2 separate regions of the Homo sapiens genome follow, and region 2 is linked to region 1. Evidence: chromatin loops called from intact Hi-C (ENCODE). Cell type or tissue: heart left ventricle. All regions are shown on one strand. Each heading gives the region's core, and the rest is flanking DNA. Links, peaks and the distances in the headings are about the cores only.

What was found. A loop is a pair of places that touch in the nucleus more often than their neighbours do. Peaks named below come from ENCODE experiments on the same cell type or tissue, not always from the same donor. Only the 100,000 strongest peaks of a DNase experiment are listed, where the experiment ranks them.
Region 2: a loop joins it to region 1, with 3 times the contacts of the local background. A loop is called at or near these places in 9 of 110 quality-filtered maps.

The regions. Positions count from the first base shown.
Region 1 is chr15:73,386,419-73,403,607 of GRCh38, reverse strand. The region is part of intron 2 of LOC124903571 (serine-aspartate repeat-containing protein I-like); the gene reads right to left. Among named protein-coding and RNA genes, the nearest start is that of HCN4, 26 kb to the right of the region's middle. In heart left ventricle, for the core only: no CTCF peak of the experiment used is centred there; DNase peaks (open chromatin) are centred at 6,073 and 8,647.
Region 2 is chr15:73,514,133-73,522,132 of GRCh38, reverse strand. All of the region lies in intron 2 of REC114 (REC114 meiotic recombination protein), which reads right to left. Among named protein-coding and RNA genes, the nearest start is that of NPTN-IT1, 51 kb to the left of the region's middle. In heart left ventricle, for the core only: no CTCF peak of the experiment used is centred there; a DNase peak (open chromatin) is centred at 4,502; H3K27ac peaks cover 2,352 bases.

The DNA.
Region 1 (17,189 bases), core at 4,640-12,639:
GGGGTGCGCCATCACACCTGGCCAAGGTTCTTACATATTTCTAACACCAACAAATAAATAAATAAATACATAAGTATTAAAGAATATGTGGGTACCTCTATCACCCTGGATTAAGCATACAGCCCTAGCACAAATGACCCATAGCCTAACATCTACTCTTGTGACTCACACCATTCAGGCCTCTGGGAAATGCTCTTGTTCCCCCAATGCCCCACCAGCCTCTGAGTAAGAGGTGCCTGCCTCCAAATACTGAGTAAGCATCAGAGCTGGGCAGTTTTTGAGGTTAGAGATGGGTCCACTTCTGGGAGCCTGTGGATTTTAGCAGCAGAAGCACTTAAGCAGAGAAAGACAAATTAATTAACTTGTCAAATCATTCCTCTTAGAGAGTGTGATGTGAATGCAGTACATTCTTGCATGATAAATGTCTGCCTCAGTAGTGCCAAGAGACCATTTCCTTGCTTCTCTTCATATTCTAGTTCAGAGTTCTGGGCACACTAGTGAATTAGCAAAAAATTTGCAATAGCTGTATATGGTAACTGAGGAACATTTTGCAAAAGTAAACAATTCATACTACTTTTAAATTTGTATCTGCTAGATCTAGATGTCCTGTCCCTGAAGTATAATGCTGATTCTTTACATTAGCAATTAGATAGACAATAAATGAGGCCGGGTGCTGTGGCTCATGCCTGTAATCCCAGCACTTTGGGAGGCCAAGGCCGGTGGATCACCTGAGGTCAGAAGTTCAAGACCAGCCTGGCCAACATGGTAAAACCCTGTCTCTACTAAAAATACAAAATTTAGTCAGGTGTGGTGGCACACGCCTGTAATCCCAGCTACTTGGGAGGCTGAGGCAGGGGAATCGCTTGAACCCAGGAGGCGAAGGTTGCAGTGAGCCGAGATCATGCCACTACGCTCCAACTTGGGTGACAGAGTGAGACACTGTTTCAAAAAAAAAAAAGATAGACAATAAATGCTAACATTGTGATTATTTTTAATAAAAATACTTAAGATGTAATTAAATTTTTTAAAAGTAAAAATTTCAGCTTTAGTCAAATAATTTGGATTTAAACTTTTGATAATCATTCCTTATTATTTGTATTTTGCCTTTTAATTCAATGGGTAATTAAGAATATTTCAAACATTTTCTGTAAGGGTCCACGTAGTAAATATTTGAGGTTTTGCAGACCATGTATGGCATACAGTCTCTGTGCTATATTTTTTTGTGTGTTTGTTTGTTTTTACAATCCTTTAAAAATGTTAATACCAACCACAATGAGATACCACTTCATAGCCACTAGGATGGTTAAAGTAAGAAAGACAGACAATAACAAGTGTTAGCAAGGATGTGGAGAAATTGAAAGCATCACACATTGCTGGTGGGAATATAGAAGGTACAGCCTCTTTGAAAAAAAAGCTTGGCGGTTCATCACATGGTGAAACCCACGACCCAGCAATTCCACGCCTAGGTATACACCCAAGAGAATTAAGAACATGTGTTCACACAAAAACCTGTACATGTATATTCATAGCAGCATTATTCGTAATAGCCCTAAAGTAGAAACAACCTAAATGTCCACCAACTGATGAGTGGATAAACAAAATGTGGTACATTGTGGTATAATAAAAAATGTATTTGATCTTTGTCTGCAGTTCCTGGCCCAGAGCTCCTGAAACTCTGGGAGTTTCCTGAGTGATAGGAGCATCTAGTTATTCATTTCAAGCCCCTTTGACTACACCTGAGGTTTTTTTGTGTTTTGTTTTGGGTGGGGGCATTGAGATGGTGTTTTGCTATTTTGGCTGGGGCTGGTTTCAAACTGGACTCAAGCAATCTTCCTGCCTCATGAGGCCTCCCAAGTAGCTGGGACTACAGGTGCACACCACGGGGCCTGGCATACATTTTTATTTATTTATTTATTTTTGAGACAGAGTCTCGCTCTGTCACCCAGGCTGGAGTGCAACAGCTGATCTCAGCTCACTGCAACCTCCACCTTCCAGGTTCGAGCGATTCTCCTGCCTCAGCCTCCCGGGTAGCTGGGATTACAGGCATGTGCCACCACGCCAGGCTAATTTTTGTATTTTTATTAGAGACGGGGCTTCACCACGTTGGCCAGGCTAGTCTCGAATTCCTAACCTCAGGTAATCCACCCACCTTGGCCTCCCAAAGTGCTGGGATTATAGGTGTGAGCCACCGCGCCCAGCGCTGGCATACATTTTAGTTTTGTTAATGGGGTGACTCATGGTGGAGCCCCTTGATAGCTTCAGGATGCTGGTCATCAGAAAGACCCAACATGTGATTAGAGGATGGGAACTTTCAATGCCCTCCCCTAACCCCCTTCCCTATCTCCAGGAAGAGCAGGGGAGCTGGAGATTGAGTTATAAAAACTCTTGAACAACGAGCTTCTGGAGGGTGGTGTGTCCAAGGAGGGCATGGAAGCTCTGTGCCCCACCCCACATCCCTTGCCCTACGCATCTCTTCCATTTGGCTATTCATTTGTATCCTTTATAATACACCAATAATTGTAAGTAAAGCACTTTCCTGAGTTCTGTGAGTTATTCTAGAGAATTACTGAACCTGAGGGTCGGGGTGGGGGTGGGGTCACGAATTTGGAGTCAGACGGACAGAAGTGTTAGTAGCCTTGGAACCCCATTTATGGCTGACACCTGAAGTGGGAGCACTCTTGTGGGACTGAGCCCTTAACCTGTGGGGTCTGTGCTAACTCTGGATAGTTAGTGTTAGAACTGAATTGAATTGTAGGACACAGAGTCATGCTGGAGAATTGGTTGTTGGTGTGGAAAAACAGCAGGTATTTGGTGTCAGTGAAAAAAAACACATTTGGTGCCAGAGTGTTATCAGAAAGTACTACACATATAGCCATACAATGAAATATTACTTATATATAGTATATGCTACAACATGAATAACCTTGAAAACATTATGCTAAGTAAAAAAATTTGGATATAACAGGTCATATATTATATGATTTTATTTATATGAAATGTCGAGAAAAAGCAAATTCATAGAGACAGAAAGTAGATTTGTGGTTTTGAGGGACTGGGGGCTAGGAGAATGGGAAGTGATTGCTAATGGGTCATGTTTCATTTTGGGGTGATGAAAAGTGTTCCAGGATTAGATTGTGGTGATGGTTGCACAATTCTGTGAATATTCTGAAAACCACTGAATTGTATATTTTAAAAAAGTGGGCCGGGTGCAGTGGCTCACGCCTGTAATCCTAGCACTTTGGGAGGCCAAGGCAGGTGAATCACCCGAGGTCAGGAGTTTGAGACCAGCCTGGCCAACATGGCAAAAACCCGTCTCTACTAAAAATACAAAAATTAGCTGAGTATGGTAGCGTGTGCCTGTAATCCCAGCTACTTAGGAGGCTGAGGCAGGGAGAATTGCTTGAACCTGGAAGGTGGAGGTTGCAGTGAGCCGAGATTGCACCACTCCACTCCAGCCTGGGCAACAGAGCAAGACTCCATCTCAAAAAAAAAAAAAAAAAGTGAAAACATTTTTAGCTCAAGAGTCGTACAAAAAGCCAAAGGCTGCATTTGGCCTGCAGAGTGGAGTTTGCCCAACTCCTGTTTTAAGTGATAAGGCTGTTTTGGGAAACATGTGGGAGGAAAATGTAAATTTCTACTCTTAACCCAAGCTCTGTTAATGCAAGGGATAGTCCTGATCTAATATCTAATCTATTTTCAAATTTCTCAGAATGTCTCTTTACACATTCACTGCCCCTCCTCCCAGAGTTCTGTCTTCTCTTATGTCTCTCTCCATAGCCTTTGGTCCTTCTATATCCATTGTTCCATCTGGTCCCACACCAATGGAGGAAGGGGAGAAGAAGATAAACGTTCTCACATAGCTGGATCAAATAGCTAAAACGCAAGTAGACTTTTTGCACTGTGAAGATTTAAGAGCACAAATCCTGCACATTTTATATAATCAAGTAATTAAGGTGATGATGGCGAAATGTGTAATGGTGGTGGTGGGTGGTGATGGTGGAGTCCTGATGCAGATAACAGCCATCTATAACGGAATGATTACCAAAAGATGTTTGAGAATAGCCCTCTTTTTGCTAGCAATATTGCTATTTTTCTCTTATTCCTGAGTTAGCCGGGAAAATGAGTCTCTGCCAGGGTCTGGGCAAGTAGGAGTCTGCAGTAATATTTAGAGACCTATTTTGCGATTTTATGGAACTGCTGAAAAGGTCAGGAACATTTCTTTAAATGTCAATGGCCTGTGGGTCCAATTACCCAGGGGAGGACATTCTTGGAAGAGGAGCTTTACAAGTCTGGCAGAATGGTGTGGGAGGAGCTTAGGAAGTAGGGAACCAAGGATGGTCCCAGGCTTCCAAGAGAGAGGGTCCTGGGCAGAGGAAAGAGGCTTTTGCAGAAGTTATTGATGCATTCTCCTGTGGACGGAGAAGGCCTGGTAGAGTTGCCTACTCCAAGCAGTGCTTGCTGCCTCCTCCACCCCTGCTTGTGAGGCTGAGTCGATAGGGGTTGCAGGAGCCTAGGGAGCCAGGAGAAAGCTGGAGGGGATGCACCCTCCTCCCACACTCCAGACTGTGGAGTTCCCAGCTTCCTCTGTGCAGATCCCTGGGACTGACACTGACCTGGGGAAGCCCAGCAACTGCATTCCGGGCCAGGCCATGTGTTCAAAATCCTGAGCAGACATTTCCAACGTTAGTGAACCTAGTTCTTTCCCACAAATATATGAAAAATGTAGATTTGCACCTGAGCCCCATGTGTAGCAATTGGGAGTCAAAGATCTTACGATAAACAGTATATATATGTTTTTTGTTTTGGTTTGGTTTGGTTTGGTTTGGTTTTTTCACGGAGTCTTGCTCTGTTGTCCAGGCTGGAGTGCAATGGCGCGATCTCAGCTCACTGCAACCTCCACCTCCCGGGTTTGAGCAATTCTCCTGCCTCAGTCTACTGAGTAACTGGGACTACAGGCATGAGCCACCATGCCTGGCTAATTTTTGTATTTTTAGTAGAGACGGGGTTTCGCCATGTTGGCCAGGCTGGTCTTGAACTCCTGGCCTCAGGTGATCCACCCACCTTGGCCTCTCAAAGTGCTGGGATTACAGGCGTGAGCCACCATGCCCAGACAGTATATAAGCCCGCCACCACGCCCGGCTAATTTTTTGTATTTTTAGTAGAGACGGGGTTTCACCTTGTTAGCCAGGATGGTCTCGATCTCCTGACCTCATGATCCACCCCGCCTCGGTCTCCCAAAGTGCTGGGATTACAGACAGTATATATTTTTAATAATGGGGCGGGAAGCTATTTTCATGGGAGATAGGCAGCTTGTTAAAATGCATATTCCTAGGCCCTCAACCCCATTGAATCAGTATGGAGAAGAAAGGGTGCCTGAAGGGGGAGTGGAACCCAGGAAGTTGCACTTTCAGCAACTTCCCCAGGAGATTCTAACACTGGGCCACTCCAGGCCTGCCTGCAAGAACCAGTGCATTTGCCTGGAGAATCTTCTGTCCTCTGTGAATGTCTTCGTAGGAAAACTGGGTCTGTTGTAGTACCCATGTGGGCAGCAGGATGACAGGGCTTTGAAATCAGATGATGTGGTCTTTAGCAAGTTACTTAACTCTTTGGGCTTCCAGTCCCTCATGTGTAAAACAGGGGTACTACTGCCCACTTCCAGGGATTCTGGAAAGGATTTAACGAAATAATGAACTGGAAGAGGTTATCCCAGTGCCTGGCCCATGGTAAGTGCTTTGTAAATGCAGGCTCGATTACTATTATTAAACATCTGGGAGGCCTCAGGTAGGGCTTCTGATCCTGGCCATCTGTTTCCCTCTACACACAGGGCCGGCTGGTGTGTGTCTGAGGGTGCTTGCATGCATGTACCTGTATCTTGGGTTGTCCTTGTTCCCTATTTTTCCCCTGCCCCTCCCTATCACTGCTAGGCCCACCAGCCTGCAGCTCAGGGTTGCCGACCCAAACAAGGGGGAGTAAAGCTGACATGTGTTTGCCAATATCCTGTACCAGTCACAGCCAGCTCCTCAGGAAGGACAGCCTGTGCAGATACACAAGGCTGATTTGGGCACAGATGCAGACCGTGGCCCTGAGGGACCCAGTGTCTGGGTTTTCCCTACGGCCTGAAACATTTAGAAGCTGGAGTTTCCCCAGGATAGATATGTCCAGGGTCCCTTGCAGGGTCTTCATCTCCCTCTCCACTCTGCTCTTGTGATGCACTCCAGTGTAGCTGACCTTTTCCCTGAAGCCACGGAGACATTTTCCCAGAAAACAGACAGCTCCCCAGAGTTGGCCAAAAGGTATATATGTGAGCTTAGCTGGGGAGGGGAGACTGAGGTTTTCTCCTTCAGCCTGCAGCAGGAAGACGATCCTCACCGCCCTTCCCCCACCTGCTACAAATAGCTCCTGCTCAAATACAGGGATCTTGCTGTTTGACAAAGGAGCCGTGGAGACTCTATATGTTTTGATGAGGAATTTTTCAGGCTGCCATTTATTGAGTGCCTACTATGTGCCAAGAGCTTATATTCCCCATCTCTCTCTCTCTTTTTTTTGAGATGGAGTCTTGCTTTGTTGCCCAGGCTGGAGTGCAATGGGTACGATCGCAGCTCATTGCAACCTCCACCTCCCAGGTTCAAGTGATTCTCGTGCCTCTGCCTCCCGAGTAGATGGGATTACAGGCACGCCCCACCACGCCAGGCTAGTTTTTGTATTTTTAGTAGAGACGGGGTTTCACTTTGTTGGCCAGGCTGGTCTCAAACTTCCAGCCTCAAGTGATCGGCCCACCTTGGCCTCCCAAACTGCTGGGATTACAGGCATGAGCCACTGCGTCCGGCCACCCGTCTCTTTTAACCCTCATTACAACCCTGTCGGTTAGGTACTCTTTTCCGTTTTACAAGTGAAGAAACAGGATCTCAGACAGGTCATAAATGGTGGCACTTTTAAGCCCAGGGACACCTGACTCCAAATCCTGGGATCTTATCTTTGGGCTCTATTTCAACCACTAAGTAAAGCTGACCAAGACAAGAGAATGCAGGACGAGGCCAGGCATGGTGGCTCACGCCTGTAATACCAGCACTTTGGGAGGCCGAGGCAGGCGGATCACCTGAAGTCTGGAATTCAAGACCAGCCTGGCCAACATGGTGAAACCCTGTCTCTATCAAAAATACAGAAATTAGCTGGACATGGTGGTGCGTACCTGTAATCCCAGCTACTCCGGAGGCTGAGGCAGGAGAATCACTTGAACCCAGGAGGCGGAGGTTGCAGTGAGCTGAGATTGCACCATTGCGCTCCAGCCTGGGCGACAAGAGCAAAATTCCATCTCAAAAAAAAAAAAAAAAAAAAAAAAAAAGAGAGAGAGAATGCAGGACAAGATGGCAGGTGTGGGTCACCAGGGCCAGAGTCTGGGGTGACAAATGAGAACAGTCTCTGGGTCAGGATTGGCCGGCGGGGAGCTGGGGATGAGGGAAAGAAATACATCTAGCAGTGTGCCCCCTTGAGAGCCAGAGATGATGAGAGTCACACTCACAAAGCTTCTCTAGCGGGACTTGCAAAAAAAGTCCCACAGTCCTCTTGGTGAGACAGCAGATGAAATAGAGGCTTACTGATTTGTCTCTCCAGCCCTCCTCTCAAATTCTGGGGAGAGGCCCCTTTCTTCTAGTAAGCTGCTTCTTCCTCCTTTCCACCTACAGGGTTCCCGTGGAAAGAGCCATTTTACTCTATCCTCAGTTAATCATGGACTGATCCAGGGGCAGGGCCTCTACCCAAGCTGAACCCATTGACTTCCTCCCTGGGATTTTTTTGAGCTGCTACTGAGATGAGTCCATTTCTCATTAGGAACTGAAGCTGTGAGGGATGAGGCTCAGGAGGCATCTGAAGCTGATCTACAGTCAGAGAGGAGCAGAGACAAGGGATATAGGCGGAAGGAAGAAGACAGGTTCCTGGCAACATTCAAGACTGGAGCTCAGCTGGGCGTGGTGGCTCATGCCTATAATCCCAGCATTTTTGGAGGCCTAGGCGGGTAGATCACTTGAGGTCAGGAGTTTGAGAACAGCCTGGCCAATATGGTGAAACCCCGTCTCTACTGAAAATACAAAAATTAGCTAGGTGTGGTGGCACATGTCTGTAATCCAAGCTACTAGGGAGACTGAGGCAGGAGAATCACTGGAATCCGAGAGGCGGAGTTTGCAGTGAGCCGAAATCATGCCACTGCACTCCAGCCTGGGCAATAGAGCGAGACTCCGTCTCAAAAGAAAAAAAAAAAAGTCTTGAGTTCAGATGTTCCTGGGATCCAGCAGCAGCCCTGCTCTTCCCTAGATTGACTGTTCAACCCTTCTTCTAGTTGGGATGTGTTTGCCAGTACCCCATACCTGACTCTGGCCGGCTCCTCAAAAAGGACAACCTGGTACTACTATTATCTACCAATAAAGTTCTTTTTTGTACCCATAATTGGGTTCTGTCCCTTGCCACCAAGAGACCTAATCAGTCCAATCTGTCATCTGTCACTGCTCCATGAGGAAGACACAGCCAGCATGTTCCAGAAAGCTGGGGCAGTCAAGCCAACCAGAGGGGCCCAGGTGCCTGATGGTGACATGAGGCCAAGTGTGGGGGAGGCTCAGGCCTGGAGCAGCTGGCCCCAGTTCTGGGCTGCAGAGCCCTGGTCAGGAGCCAATCTTTTGGGCCAGGCTGGCTCCTGGTACCCAAAACAGAAGCCAAAGAGGTTGGGTTTAGAGGTGGCTGCTCTCAATTTGTCATCACTCAGATGCCTGGGCCAGAAATGTTGCCTTTCCTCTGACCCTGAGGGAATCACTATAAGAACCACTGGGCTTTTCCTGGAAGTCCAGAGCCTAGTCAGATCATTCCAGAAACCTTCTGCCAGATGTCCCTCAGAGCCAACATGGATTAGGGAGGGAAGAAAAGGTGGGAGGTAGAGGGACTGGGGAGGAGGGGGAGAGGAGGGGAACAGTGAAGAGGAACCTGCAGAAAAATCCATCCTTATTTCTTTGTCAGCAGTTCCTACAAGGTGCTTCCCCCACCCTCTTTCCTTCTTCCAGCAGAGATCTGGACTTCATTCTCCTTTCAAGAAAGCTTTTCTGCTCAGCTGGAAGGAGTGGTCAGGAGTGCAGGGCTGATCAGCAAGATTCCACAAAGCTTCCGAGCAGCACTTCTGGGTCTCAGCTACTCCCGAGGGGTGTCTCAGTCCTGGGCAAGGATCCTAGAGGATGCTCATTTTAGGGTAGAGAGAGCTGGACCCTGTGACTGTGCAGCTGGCCCTCCTGTCCGCAATGGAGACACAGCTGAGGACTCTGGCCCCCGTTTGCTGCCCGTGGAATGAGACAGGGGTGTAACTGAATAAGGTCCAACAGCTGTTGTGCGGGGAGTCTCCTGTTGAGGGGTGGAGAAGACAGTGCCCTGCCATCTCCCCCACACTCATTACCCTACTCCCAGTGTCCTTTCCCTTGCGTCATCTCATGGAAGGGTCATAAGTGTCCCTAGAGGAAGGCCAATGATAACCACCATCTCAGCATTCGTGGAAGGATGAGCACCAGAGTGGGGGGCCCATCCACTGAGAGCCCCACAGCACATCCCCATAGAACTTGGTTCTGCTTACTGCACCACTCTGCCTTCCCCTGTAGCCCTGGTCCCACCTCTGTGCCTCCCTGCAGCTTGGGCTTCCTCCAGCTCTTCTAGCTTTTGTCCTGGGTGAACTTTTTATACTTTCTACTTCAGCCTGTTTGACTAGGCTGTCACCTAGTCGCTGTCACCATCTCTCTGTTCCACTTGCTTTCTGTCCTCTCCCTGCTCCTCATTCCCCTCGAGACAGCCCCTGCCTCAGGGACAAGCGGCACCCTGCAATGTCAAGGGAAATGCAGGCTGACTGGTAGGGTTTGCTGTGCTGTGCAAACCTGCTCACCATCCCCCCCATCCCAGTCCCTCTCCCCTTCCTCTCCCAGCCTTCTGAGACACCCCTGAGGGCTCTTCAAGGCAGACCCAAAGCTGGCTAGCTCCCAGGGTGCTTGGAAGGTAGGGCGGGGAGAGGAAGCTGTTCATTAAAATTCACATCAAGAGAAATAACTAATCAGAAACCATTTGTTGCTTAATTGGTTTTAAACTTCAGGAAGATTCCTCATTAGCCTAGGGGTGACCTCTGCAGAGCAGCCCAATTGGGAAAGGAAGAATGGAGGGAGGGAGGCAGAAGCCCCTTCTCTTGCCAGCCTGCCCCCGACTCTCCAGCTGGGCCATCAGAGATGCTCCTATGCTTCCTGCTGTGGGTTCCCAGAGCCAGGCTCTAGCTTTGCACTCCTCTTCTTCCTTCAAGCTCCCTCTTCCAGGAAGCCTGCTGCTATAGTCTGACTGTTTGTCCTTCAAAATTCATAAGATGAAACTGAATCCCCATTGCGATAGTATTAGGGTGAGGCTTTGGGAGGTGATTAGGTCATGAGGGCAGAGGCTTAGTGATTGGGACTGGTGTCCTTATAGAAGAGGCCCTAGGGAGCTTGCCTGCCTCTCCTGCCAGGTGAGGACACAGCTAGACGTTGGCAGTCTGCAAACTGGAAAAGAGCTCTCGCCAGAACTTGACCATGGTGGCACCCTGATCTTGCACTTTCCAGCCCCCAGAACTGTGAGGTATGAACTTCTGTTGTTTATAAGCTGCCTAGTCTGTAGTAGTTTGTTGTAGCAGTGGAAACAAACTAACACACCTGCCCTGATCACCTGGGGCATGGTTCCCAGCCGCGAGCTCCTTCTGCACATAGTCTGCATCTTCCTTCCCTCCTTCCTTCCTTCCTTCTTTCCTTCCTTCCTTCCCTCCCTCCCTTCTCTCTCTCTCTTCTTTCTCTCCTTCCTTCCTTCCTTTTTCTTTCTTTCTTTCTCTTTCTTTCTTTCTTTCTTTCTCTTCCTTCCTTCCTTCCTTCCTTCCTTCCTTCCTTCCTTCCTTCCTTCCTTCCTTCCTTTCTTTCTTTCTTTTCTTTCTTTCTCGGAGTCTTGCTCTTGTTGCCCAGGCTGGAGTGCAGTGGTGCAATCTTGGCTCACTGCAATTTCCACCTCCCAGGTTCAAGCAATTCTCCTGCCTCAGGCTCCTGAGTAGCTGGGATTACAGGCGTATGCCACCATGCGCGGCTAATTTTTATATTTTTAGTAGAGACAGGGTTTCACCATATTGGCCAGGCTGGTCTCAAACTCCTGACTTCAAGTGATCTGCCCACCTTGGCCTCCCAAAGTACTGGGATTACAGGCTTGAGCCACTGTGCCCGGCCCACACTGGGCACCTTTTGATGTATTGATTGTGCTTCCCAGCCTGAGAGCTGAAGCTTTCTTCCCATTCCTCTCATTAACTCCTATTTCTCCCTCTTCGTCTGCCTCCCTGCTCCTCCCACTCTTCTCTCTTCTCTCCTTCCTCCTCTTTCCCCTTCTCTTCCTCCCACTCACCACCACTTCTCCTTCCTCCCAAGTCAACTCCCCTGGTGGCTAAAGGAAACACCAGATCAGTGGCTGCCTCCAAGGCATACTAGAGCCCCCCATCATTTTCATCAGCATTTCAGTTGATAATTCTCAAATCCAGTCCCCATTCCAACTTCCAACCAGACTGCTGCCTTCTGCCCAGGAGTCTGGGGAGGGGGCACTGGAAACCCATTGTATTCAGAGAGAGGGAAGAACTTAGCTTGGAGAAATGAAGACTGAGGAGGTTACAATGACTCTTCATATTTTGTCCTGTGTAGGCCAGAAGGACAGAGCCAGGACTGGTGCTGGACTGAATTTGAAAAAGAGCAGTGAACAACCACTTGTTTTGTTTGCCCAGGCTTCTAGAAACAGCATTCCTTTCTTTGGGGAACCTACCCTCCCACACTCCATATGGTTTCAACGTGGCTACCACTCAGTGTATACGATCTCCTAGCCTCAGGTCGTGGGACAACACCTGGCCAGTCATAAGCGCCCATGGCCCTGTCCATGGTAATTGGCTCAGAGATGGGCATGTGATCCACGCCTGGCCTCTCTCAATCCTCCCTGAGAATGTATGTGTGATCACTGGGAGAAAGATTCTCTATCTTCTGGTTCTCCAAGCTGGGATGAGATATGCTGGGAATTGTTGGTGACTTTGTGCCAATCACACGGAGAAACAGAGCCAAGAGTTTCAGGGAGAGAGAAGAAAAGTCCTGACAACATTGTTTAGGTCTCCAGAGTCCTTGAGGTCACTTCTGCTGCTACCCTTCCCAATTTCTTGGCCCAATACATTCCCTATTTTGGTGAGCCAGTGAGTTGAATTTCTGTCACTTCAACTCAGAGTTCCCAACTGACGTAAGAAGTTTCTCACAGTGGGAGCTGTCCAAATGGGGCTGGGTTGCCTTGGGAGGTGGCAGCTCCCAGAAAGAGCTGGACAACCTCCAGCCAGGGACACTGGAGAGAAAATTTCTGGGTCCAATTATGCCAGATAACAGCTAATATTTATTGAGTGCCTGGCATTTTATAGCCATTACCTCAATCCTCAAAACACCCCTGTGGGGAGGCATTCACCCCATTTTATAGATGAGGAAACAGAATCTCAGGGAGGTTCATTAAATTGTCAAGGTGGCACAGATCCAGGGTGAAGTGCAAGTCTTTTTGACTCCAGAACTCCTGCTCCTTAAGTCCAGAGATTCAGAGGCTCTTCGCCCACACCCTTCCTCAAAGCCTAGATGCCTCTGGAGGGGGCAAATGCAGTCCTGGTTTCTGCTGTCAGCTCAGCAGCTCCTAAATAGGGCAGTCGATAGAGGCGTGGTGCTGTGTCCAGGTGAGCAGAGAAGCACATGGCCCCAGTTGGCTCTGGGAACAGGCTGTCTACAGAAGCACAAGAGTGGAAGAAACCCAGAGGAGGGGAGGGGAGCCTTTCGGGAGAGGGCAGGTGAGCAGGAGGTGTGTCTTCCTCCAAAGACCTGGATGAGGGGTTCTGTACCGTTTATGTGTCATGGACACCTTTGGGAATCCGATGGAACCTGTGAGCCTTCTAGAAACAAGGACACGTGCAAATATGCAGTGTATTGCATACAAGTTTGGGGGCTCCAGAGACCTCCTGGAGCCATGCATGGAACCCCAGTAGCCCAGTTAAGAACTCCTCATCAAGAAGCATGAAAAGTGCCCAGGGGCTGCCTCAGGCCAATCAGGAGTAGCAATGAAATCTCAGAGAAGCCAGACCTACCTTAGCTGATGATTTTAACCAGCACATCCAGTGGGGAAGGAGATGGAGTTTCTTTGCCCTCTTTCTCTTAGGACTTTGCCCCTCAGCAACATGCTAACTCACAGCTCTCCTGCTTCCATTTCCTGCAGGGTTTCTGACCGATACATAGGCTCCTGTCTATGTTAGCCCAACTACTAGGACTAGGATGATGGAGAGGAGGAGGATCATGGTTGTTTCTCTCTCTCTCCACTTCTGACTCTGCCTCCACACTTCTCTGGAAGAGATTGAGTTTCAGGAGCCATCCAATGAAGAGGGATGAAAGAAATGACTCAGGATGGGCTGATGAGGCAAGAGGGGTGAGTTGTCTATGAAGTTGTCCCATCGGCAGATGGGAGGAGGGAGGTGGAAAGGAGACCAGAAAGATGAGGGGTCTCCTTCTCCTAGAGAAGCTTTGGCCTCCAAATAAGACTGAGATTCATGGTTGAAGAGCAAAACTCAACAGGGCTGGGAAGGGCCTGCTGAGAGGGGCCTGCAGGTCAGGCCTCTGCCTTTGAGTTCATACCATCCCACCACATCCCCCCGAAGAGCTTTTCCTTCCCAGGGCCTCCCTCTGGAGCCTGACCCCTTCCTGAGGCTCCCTCTATCTGAGCAGCCTGTCCTGCATATTTGTCCCCTTGGCCTCTGAGGTGTGACTCTTATCTGCAGTGCCTGGGACTCTGGAGCCAGGCACTCCCAGGCAAGTAGGAGACAGATCAGCCAGGAATGCGGGGGTTGGGGGAGCAGGGTGAGGGAATGCCCCTGGAAAGGCTCCTGTGTGGAATGTCTGCTCTCCACCTCAAGCTTCTCCCACCTGACCCTTCACCCTAGGTCTGGGCTAGGCATTCCTTTTTTGGGCTCCCAAAGCTGGGTGTACTTTCCTTATTGAAATTGCCAGATTAATCGCCCATCTCCTTTCCTGTCAAGTTAATATCTGGTCCACCATTCTACCACCAGTATCTAGCAACTTGCTTGGCATATAATAGGTACATTGCATCCAGTAGATGCCCAACCAATATTTATTTATAAGGAAAACTGATCACATACACCCTGCACCTGGGGAAAAGGCCCCCAGCTGCATTGCAGAAGTAGCATGAGGCACAAGACCCCTGCAGGACCGGGAAGCAAGAGGCCTGCAGTTTGCTTAAATTCTACCAGCTGTGGCTTTGGACACTCCCTTCTCCTTCCAGGCCTGTTTTCTTATCTGAAACTTGGACTTGGTTGGACTTGATACTCTGTGGTTCTAGTCCCAATATAAGCCTTTTTATTTTAATTTTATTTTTAAAATTTTATTTATTTTTTATTTTATTTTTTTGAGACAGAGTCTTGCTCTGTCTCCCAGGCTAGAGTGCAGTGGCACAATCCTGGCTCGCTGCAATGTCTGCCTCCCAGGTTCAAGCAATTCCCCTGCCTCAGCCTCCCAAGTAGCTGGGATTACAGGTGTATGCCACCACACCCAACTAATTTTTGTATTTTTAGTAGAGACAGGGTTTCACCATGTTGGCCAGGCTGGTCTTGAACTCCTGACCTCAGGTGATCAGCCCACCTCTGCCTCCCAAAATGCTGGGATTGCAGGCGTGAGCCACCACACCCGGCCTCAATGTAAGACTTTTTAAAGTATCATGATTAATACATAAAAATTTTGACTCATAGTCAACAAACCTTGGCAACTTAGCCTTTCTTTTACTCATGGCCAGGCACCATGGGTATTTTTATCTATATGTCCCTCGTCTAAAAAGAGTCTGTCTCCTTATCTAGCCATGTGCCCACAAAATCAATTAATTACTTCACTCACTTACTTGTTCATTCAACAAATATTTATGGAATGCCTGTTATGAGTCAGAGATAAACTGCGTTTCCTTCACCATCATTGTGGGAATCTTCAAGAGAGTGGTAGGTACCAGGGATGGCGCTTCACTTAGAGAATCTTCACGTAGGCATGGGGGTGGGCCAGGGGAGGCCCCTCCCTCTTCACCTGCCCCATCTCACCCCTCCTGCTGTTTGGCAAAGGCCTTGCTCCTGGGAGAGAGACAGCCCTGTGTGCTAAGCAGAGAGATCCGGCTGGCTAACAGGCTTCCCATGGGGCAGGTGGTGATATCTGATTCAGGGATCTGGAAAGAGCCGAAAGGGCTAGTGCTCAGCCCCTTCCGCACCCTCCAGTGGAGACCTGTCCACACCCCTCAGCGACCCCCTTGCACACATCCACCAAATATAGGTGGGAGGTATCATGGGCCCCTCTCAGTGACACTCAGGATGGGCCACTAGCCCCGGCCAGGATGAGCGAGCTGACCGTGCCCCCTGGGTGGATGCTGTCTAGGACTCATCAAGGACTCTGGCTAGAGCTGTAAGGCCTTCCCTCTAGATGCTGGGTTCTGGTCTGATTTGCGCCTTTCCCTACTGGCTGGCAGTGTCCTTGCCCCTCTTCCCACCAGAGGGTGGAAAAACCACAGTTTTGTGCAGCGCGGTGACCTTGACAGGCACATAACCGGAATCACAGCTGTAGCCACCGTAGTCCATTCCTTCTGAGAACCCCTTGCTTATTTCAGCCTTCCTAAACCCTTGTGAAAGAAAATAGATCTCAAGACCCCAAACTCTGTATGCCAAAGGGGAAGTTAAGCTGGGGAACTGAGTCACACAAGAACTGCTTTCCTTTTGTTCCCAAACAGGCAGCAGTGATTTCACAACCCTGTCAGAGCCTCATTTCCTCTGCTCCCTCCTTTCACATGTTTACTTTCTCTTATGTCAAATGCAGATTTACTCAGCGCAGGATAAAGCATCATTGACTTTTTCTTCTGCTCTCTTTCACATGTAAAATGTAGATTTACTGGGGTGAATCAGAGCCTCACAAGACCGTAATCATCTGCCTCACGGCCTACCCTCACTCCCTCTTTTTTCCCTCCTGTTTGCTCTTCCCCCTTTAAATATGAAAGTTCCCAAAAACTCCCTTTGGAAAAAGCATGGGTCACAGATGCTCCTGTGGCTTGAATTTCCCTACCTTCCCTCCCACCCTCTACCTACAGCCCGCATGGCCTGTCCTTAACCTTGGCTAAATAAACCTTTACTCGATGGAAACCTGTCTCAGTCACTTTTGGTTTACACCTTCATCTCTCCCATTTGGCCTTGGGTACAGATGGGCTGAGGATAGTTGTGTGCAGAGTCAAGAGAAGGGCGAAAGTGTAACCGATGCCATCTGGATTGAAGTCGCCAGCTCAAAGGTGGTCTACAGAGCCCCAGGTGGGGAATGCAGGGCAGCTCCCCCTGGAAGTGTCCCATGGGCTAGGTGCATTGCTAAATTTGGCCACGTTGTTTTTCCCTTCAGTTTACACAGTCATGAGCTGTACCTGCTGAGTGCAGCTGGGGAGAGTAACCCGGGCTCAGGCACTGGCTTCTCAACAGATTCCCCCTCCCGGCTCAGCTGGGGTCCTGTTACTGCTTGGCAATCCTTTGAAAAAATGACTTTGTTATTTAACTTACTAAAAAGCCATATAAGCACCTTGTAGAAAATAAAGGTAAGTCAAAAGAAAAATCACTCATAATTCTCATAATTCCATCACCCAGAAACAACCACTGCTAACTTGCATATATTCTTACAGTCTTATATCTGTCTCTATATAGATATATTACATATTCTTTTCAAAAATCAGATTATTGTGTTCATACTAGTTGTTCTATGAATATTCCTGAATATTTTTTTCATGTAATCAAACGTTATTTTCCAACATATTTGAATGGCTGCATACCATTCTATTATACTGAAATTGGGTTATAAATTAGACTAATATTTCATATTAACCATTTGAGCCTGTCTGAAGTAACAAGAAATCCAGTGTCTGTCTCTTGGGGGCTTCCTCCACCCTGAATTGGAGGACTTCCTGAATCCGAAGGGCTGGTTCCTCCATCCAAAGCCAGGTGAGGAGAGCGCTGGAGCCTCCGACTCACTGTGGCTTCTGCTGCCACCCCAAGGTGTCACAGTAGAACCTGGCCCTGCACAGTCCGAGCATCCTTGCCCACC
Region 2 (8,000 bases), core at 1-8,000, 120 kb before region 1:
GGAGGACAGGCAGATTCTTTGAAAAGGGCCTTTTCTGCTAAGCTAAAAATTCATATCAAAATGATCATCTACTTTTTCTACTTCCTGTCAATGTGGTGAAACACATTGATTTTTAAACATTAAGCTACCCTAGCATACTTTAAAGAAACCCAATTCATTGTAATGTACTGTTCATTTTATGTGTTCAATTTGAGTTAGGAACTATTCCCTTTTTCTATTATCTAGAAAAATCTGAGTTCTTCCTTAAACATCTGAAGGAATTCACCAGACAAGTTACATGGGCCTACAGTTTTCTTTGTGGAAAGGTTTTAAATAACAGAAACAAGTTTCCTTAATATACATTTTACTACTTAGATTTTCTATTCTTTCTTCTGTTAGCTTTGGTAAGTTGTATTTTTCAAGAAATTTGTGCATTTCATCCAATCAAATACATGATATAAAGATGATAAAAATACCTTCTTTTAATGTTTGTAGGCTCTACAGTGATATCCCCCTTTTCATTCCTAATATTATATCTTCTCTATTTCAAGAAATTAGTCTTTGTAAGGGTTCATCAATTTTACTAATCTTTCCATAGTACCAATTTTGGGCTTTCTTGATTTTTTTTGTTATACATTTGCTTTCTAATTCACTTATTTCTCTTCTTTATTTCTTCTATTTTCCTTAGGTTTGATTTACTGTTCTTTTTCAATCTGAGATAGAAGTTTAAATCCTTGATTTTCACTCTTACATCTTTTCTAATATGCTTGTACAACTACAGAATTTCCTCAAGCATAGCTTAGGCCAACAATTATTCAATTTTGGTATGTATACTATGTGTACTTGAAAATAATGTGAATTCTGTCATTCTAGGTACAGTGTTCAGTATGTCAGTTGTTGTTTTGTTTCATCTTCTACATCTTTACTGATTTTTCTCTGCTCTTCTATTTGCTATTGAGAGGGGTGTGTTGAAGTCTCTCACCAGGATTGTGGATTTGTCCGTTTCTTAAGTATTTTTAATGCTAAAATAAAGTTTAACCCAGTCATTACCTCTGCTAAGACTTTCTTTATACTCTGGCCCATCCTGAAAGAGATACTCATCCTCTATGTCCCTGTAACATCTTGTGCACACCTTTGTCACAGCACTTCCTACCCTGTCTTGTGAATCATATCTGCCTTGTCTGTGAGATTCCTGAGAGCAAAGTCTATGTCACAAACCTCTGTATCTCAAGAATGACATTCAATAGGCATGTCTGTTTGATGAATTAATGAAAAAATGAAGAACAGCAATCCCATCTATGGCAAAAGAAAGTGTGGGTTAATTTCTAATAAACAAATATAATGAGTTGCAAACTCCTAGAAAGATTTAGAAATACTCTTTTAAAAGATAGTTACTGATAACACAAATGGACTATTTAAAAGAGAACCAGGAAAAATAAGGTTAATCATACAAATCTATTAATACCACTGCAAAGTACAACAACCACATAGTTCAGAGGCATATCCAGGGCAAAATGGGGCAGGGAGGTTCGTGATGGGGTGCTAGGTACATCTTCTAACAAATTCAACCCCTGAAAACCCCTTGCCTTTGGATACGTGCACCAATCCTTATTAAGAAATACAATAGGCCAGGCACAGTGGCTCACACCTGTAATCCCAACACTTTGGGGGCCAAGGTGGGTGGATCACAAGGTCAGGAGTTCAAGACCAGCCTGGCCAACATGGTGAAACCCCGTCTCTGCTAAAAATGCAAAAATTAGCCGGGTGTGGTGGCACACGCCTGTAATCCCAGCTACTTAGGAGGCTGAGGCAGAGAATTGCTTAAACCCGGGAGGCAGAGGTTGCAGTGAGCCAAGACTGTGCCACTGCACTCCAGCCTGGGCTACAGGGATCATCTCAAAACAAACAAACAAACAAAAAACCCAAAACGAAAAAAAAAAGAGATACAATTAGTCCATAAGGACCATCTATTTATGTAATTTGTTGAATCAGTCAATGTGTCATGAATTTTTTTAAATTGTGGTAAGATACACATATAAAACTATCTTTACCATATTTAACTGTACAGTTCAGTGATATTATATATGCATTCACAGTGTTATACGACAGATCTCCAGAACTTTTTCATCTTGCAAAAAAAACTAATATTCTATACCCATCAAATAACAACTGTCCATTTTTCCTTTCCCCCAGCCCCTAGTATGACTGTTCTACTCTGTTTCTATGAGTTTCGCTACTTTAGACATCTCATATAAGAGGAATCATACAGTATTTGTCATTTTGAGACTGGCTTATTTCACTTAGCGTAATGTCCTCAAGGCTCATCTATGTAGCATGACAGGACAGCCTTGCTTTGTAAGGATAAATAATATTCCATTATACGTAAATACCACATTTTGTTTACTCATTCACCCACTGATGGACACTTGAGTTGCTTCTACCTTTTGCCTACTGTGAATAATCTGCGATGAATATGAGTGTACGAATATCTCTTTGAGACCCTGCTTTCCTTCTTTTGGATATAGATGCAGAAGTGGGATTGCTGAATCAGATAGTAGTTCTATTTTTAATTATTTGAGGAAATGCCATAGTGTTTTTCAGAGAGGTTGCACCATTTCACAATCCCATCAACAGTGTATAAGGGTTCCAGTTTCTTTACATCCTTGCCAACTGTCTTAGTCCATTCTAGCTGCTATAATAAAAGTGTCATACACTGGTGGTTTATGAACAGTGGAAATTTATTGCTCACAGTTCTGAAGGCTGGGAAGTCCAAGATCAAGGTGCTGGCAGATTCAGTGTCTGATGAGGGCTTGCTCTCTGGTTGAAAGATGACATTTTCTCATCGTGTCCTTACATGGTGGAAGGGGCTAGCTAGCTCTCTGGGGTCTCTTTTATAAGGGCATTAATCCCATTCATGAAGACAGAGGCCTCAAGACCTAATCACCTCTTAAGGGTGCTTAATACTATGTAATGCTTATAATACTATTCCATTGAGGATTAGGTTTCAACATATGAATTTTAGGGGGACACAAACATTCAGACCATAGCACCAACACTTGTTACTTTCTGTTTCGCTTGTTTGTTGTTTTATAGCAGCCATCCTAATGGGTGTGAGGTGATAATTCATTGTGGTTTTGATCTGCATTTCTCTAATGATTACTGATGCTGAACATTTTTCATGGGCTTGTTTTGGCCTCAATGTGTCTTTAAGATTAGTTAGTATTCAGCCCCACGGTAGCAGCACATGCAGCAAAAATAATTACAACCTTTCTTTAGTCTTAAAAATCAGACCCTGTAGCTCTTTTAAAGTTATAACAACAAATACATCCATTCATCCTTTAGGTCAAAAGATTACCTATAAAGTATATTGCAGAAGCAGTTATTCAAATGTATTGGGCCAAAGGCTTCTTTTTACCGCTAAAATAGCTGTCTGTTGTTTTTGTATCCCCAGCATGCATTCTTCGGTTTTCCTTTGGGAGATCACCCCTCCCCCTATTCAGAGCCCATGTGATTCAGACAAGGCTACTTTTCACCTGGCCCACCTCCAGGGGTGAGCAGGTGATTCAGGCCTGGCCTGTCAGCATATCTAATTACTTCTGACCAAAGTAATTAGGTTATGAAAAAGGATGTGATTTAAATTAGTAAAATTTAAGTAAATCCTGGGACTCCTGCTAGAACTAGGAAGGAGGAGCTCTCTTTCCATTAGGGTTATTTATTGTAAGGATCAGAAAAGCCTGATGTGGCCAGGAACCACCAGAGAGATCCTTCCAGAGGAAAACGGAGCTGAGAGGCAGAGGCAGAGACAGGGAGAGACACAGCTAACAATATTGGTTAAGCCCCTGACTCAGTTGTGCTGGAGGCCACTCCTATCCTGGATATTTCAAATCCATGAAGGAATAAGTTATTTACTTTGTTTAAAAGAACCTGAGTTGGGTTTCTGTTATTTGCAACACAAAGAGTTTAATACTCAGCTTAAGAAGTATAATAGCAAACGTAATTCATTTCTTTAACTGCTCATTATCCAAATTTCCCTATCTAATTGCTATGCCATTTTAAAAACTCCACATCTCCTCATTTAACATAGCAATTAACAAATTGGTTTTTTATCTAAATGTTTTATCAGCATCGGCAATATTCAACATAGTTAACCACTGCTTCCTTTGTGAAACATTTGTCTTGGCTTTTATGATCACACCCTTTCCTAGTTTTCCTCCTACATGTGGCAGTTCCTTCTTTGCCTACTCTGATCTTATTCTCTTCAACCTCCTCTTTCCCTTGTTCATTCTTTTACCCTCCCCCAGGCTATGGTCACCAGATCCACAGTTTCAATTGCTATTTAAATATCTGTGAGTCCCAAATCATATCTCTAGCACAGCCTTCTCTGACCTTCAAAGAACCAGAAGGGCTAATTGTTAAATAGTAAATGAGGACAAGTGGAACTGACATCCCTGCTTGAGTGTCTCAAAAACACCTCCAATTCAAACTGTCTGACACCAGGGCGGTGGTCATCACACATGCCTGCTGCCAGGCCTGGCTCGTCTCTAAAGTCCCTAACTTCAGTAAATGAGGCTACCTTCAGTTGAGTTGCATAAACCAGAAACTTCAAAGTTTTCCTTCACTTCTCTTTCCCCCCCTCACTTCTAAAACACCACTAAGTCCGATTGGTTTTTGCTCTTAAATATCTTTTAAATAAATCTATTCCATTGTAGTCCAAGCTGTCATCTTCTTTATTTACTAAAACAGCCTCCTAAGTAGGCTTCATGTATCTTCTTGCCCACTCTTCCTCTTCTCCACAACACTGTGAGAGATACCTTTTAAAAAAATTTTTTTTCTTTGTTTGAGAGATACCTTTTTTATGTAAAAACGTAACTGACTCTGTCACTCCCTTGCTTAGAATTCTTCAATAGCTTCCTATTTCTCTCAAGCTAAAGACTAAATCTTTTATATGACCTACAAAGAAGTGGGAAGGGTGAAGTATATAAACACTTGCATACCTAATTGCTAAATAAAAGACTTGAAGATCATAAACAGCCAAGAAATCATAAAGACATTCTAGGACCTGAAACCTCTTAAGACAGGGGTCTGTGGACACAGAACAAGCCTGTGTCCTAGTGAGGTTCTCTCAACTCCCTCCTCACCTTCCCCAGTACACATTTTGGGATGAATGAAATCGATGGAGTGTTTTACAAAATACTCCAACTTTGGAGCATATAAAAATCCTTTACATGGCTGGACACAGTGGCTCATGCCTGTAATCCCAGCACTTTGGGAGGCCAAGGCCAGCAGATCACCTCCGATCAGGAGTTCAAGACCAGCCTGGCCAACATGGTAAAACCCCATCTCTACTAAAAATAAAAAATAGGCCTGGCATGGTGGCAGGAGCCTGTAATCTCAGCTACTCGGGAGGCTGAGGCGGGAGAATTGCTTGAACCCAGGAGGCAGAGGTTGCAGGGAGCCGAGACTGCTTCATTGCACTTCAGCCTGGGTAACAAGAGTATAAAAATTATTTATAGCTTTATAGCACCTCTCTTTGAGTAAGACTTGGCCCAGAATGCTGTCTTACTTCATAGCATGGAGTACCGCATTCATCAATACAACCTCCAAGGTTCTGCAGACTTATCTCAATTTACTTCTCAGGACTCAGCCTGGGAGCAATCTTATCTCCTTGGGAGATCTTTCCATACCTTGGCTTTGATTTTTACCATTTAACTCTGTGTGAAATTTGTTTCTCTTGTTCTAGACTTTTGAAGATCATAAAAGTTCTTGGTGGGTTATTTTCAGGCTGGTGGCGAGTATCTTTCTAAAACCCCCAGATGCTTAGAACACTAACAATCAGAACCTTAATTTTATTAATAGTTAAAAGCTAGAGGCCAGGCAAGGTGGCTCACACTTATAATTCCAGCACTTTGGGAGGCCGAGGCGGGCAGATCACCTGAGGTCAGGAGTTCGAGACTAGCCTGGCTAACATGGTGAAACCCTGTCTCTACTAAAAATACAAAAATTAGCTGGGCCTGGTGGCAGGTGCTTGTAATCCTAGCTATTGGGGGGCTGTGGCAGGAGAATCACTTGAACCTGGGAGGCGGAGGTTGCAGTGAGCCGAGATTGTGCCATTGCACTCCAGCCTGGGTGACAAGAGCAAAACTCTGTCTCCAAAAAAAAAAAAAGAAAAAGCTAGAGACTGGCCTTCATGTTCAGTTCCTTGTTAGTAAAATGGATTATGCGCAAAATATAAAAGTAGCTATCATGTGCCTTCAACACATCCTATATTCATAAAAGTTAGCCCATATCTTAGTCAGTTGAAGCTGCCATAACAAATACCAGAGACAGGGTGGCTTAAACAACAGATATTTCATTTCTCACATTTCTGGAAGCTGGGAGTTCTGAGATCAGGATACTGGCAGGTTCAGTGTCTGGTGACGGCTTGCTTCCTGGCTTGTAGACAGCTGCCTTCTTGCTGTGTGCTCACACATGGCCTTTCTTCAGTGCATGCACCAAGAGAAGGGAGAGAGATTTCTCTCTCTTCCTGTTCTTATAAAAGCACTAATCTCATCACAGGCTCCACTCTCATGACTTCACCTAAACCTAATTACCTCCCAAAGGCCCCCACTTCCAAACACCATCACTTTGTGGGCTAGGGCTTCAACATATGAATATGGGCAGAGACACAATTCAGGCCCTAAAAGCCCACAAGAGTTGTCTGCCAAAATACCTTGAAAATTTGTAAGCAACATCACCAATACAATAACTGCAGCAACCCGTAAGAATATGGATATTATGTTTGCTGGAATATGTAAACATTTTTATTTTAAAAATAATCATATGATTGTTCTGTTGGAGAAATCTCCCAGACTCCTACCAAAAGATAAAAGATAATACAATAAGTTATTTGGATGTATTAAATATATCTAAAGAAAAAGAAATCTGGCTAGGCATGGTGGCTCATGCCTGTAATCCCAGCACTTTGGGAGGCCAAGGTGGGAGGGTTGCTTGATGCAGGAGTTTGAGACTAGCCTGGGCAACAGAGAGACACCCAATCTCTACAAAACATTAGCCAGGCATTGTGGTGCATGCCTATAGTCTCAGCTACTCTGTAAGGTGAGGCAGGAGGATCACTTGAGTACAGGAGGTTGAGGCTGCAGTAAGCCATGATGGCATCACTGCACTCCAGCCTGGGCAACAGGGCAACAGAGTGAGACCTTGTCTCAAAAAAAAAAAAAAAAAAAATCAGAGTGTTAAAGGCAGTAGTGCCCATTAGAGCACTTTTGAGAAAGGAGTCTTAGCCACTGTACTTAAACTTATGCCAATTACAGCAGATAAATATACCTTCCTGTTTTCTCCTTTTAAAGTATTTTCTTCTAGTCTTTCTTTATATTTTATCATTGTTATTAAAGTATACTTATATTCTGAATTTTGCTGTCTTAACATTATTTTAGCACAAGCGTTTTTTTCAAACTGCTACCTTTTTGTTAGGATTATAATTTTTAATGCCTATCATATAGAACCAACGATTTGTAAAAACCATTACTTTAATGTTGCCCATTATGAATACTTCCACTTTATCCCTATTAGGAATAACATTGTGACAGACATTTTTAAATGTATACTTTTTTTTGTATCTTAAATTATCTTAAGACAGATTTGGAGAAATAGAATTGGGTCAAAGGTTAGAAACTGTGCTGTGGCGGGGGAGGAGCCAAGATGGCCGAATAGGAACAGCTCCGGTCTACAGCTCCCAGCGTGAGCGACGCAGAAGACGGGTGATTTCTGCATTTCCATCTGAGGTACCGGGTTCATCTCACTAGGGAGTGCCAGACAGTGGGCGCAGGCCAGTGGGTGCGCGCACCGTGCGCGAGCCGAAGCAGGGCGCGGCATTGCCTCACCTGGGAAGCGCAAGGGGTCAGGGAGTTCCCTTTCCGAGTCAAAGAAAGGGGTGACGGACGCACCTGGAAAATCGGGTCACTCCCACCCGAATATTGCGCTTTTCAGACCGGCTTAAAAAACGGCGCACCACGAGACTATAT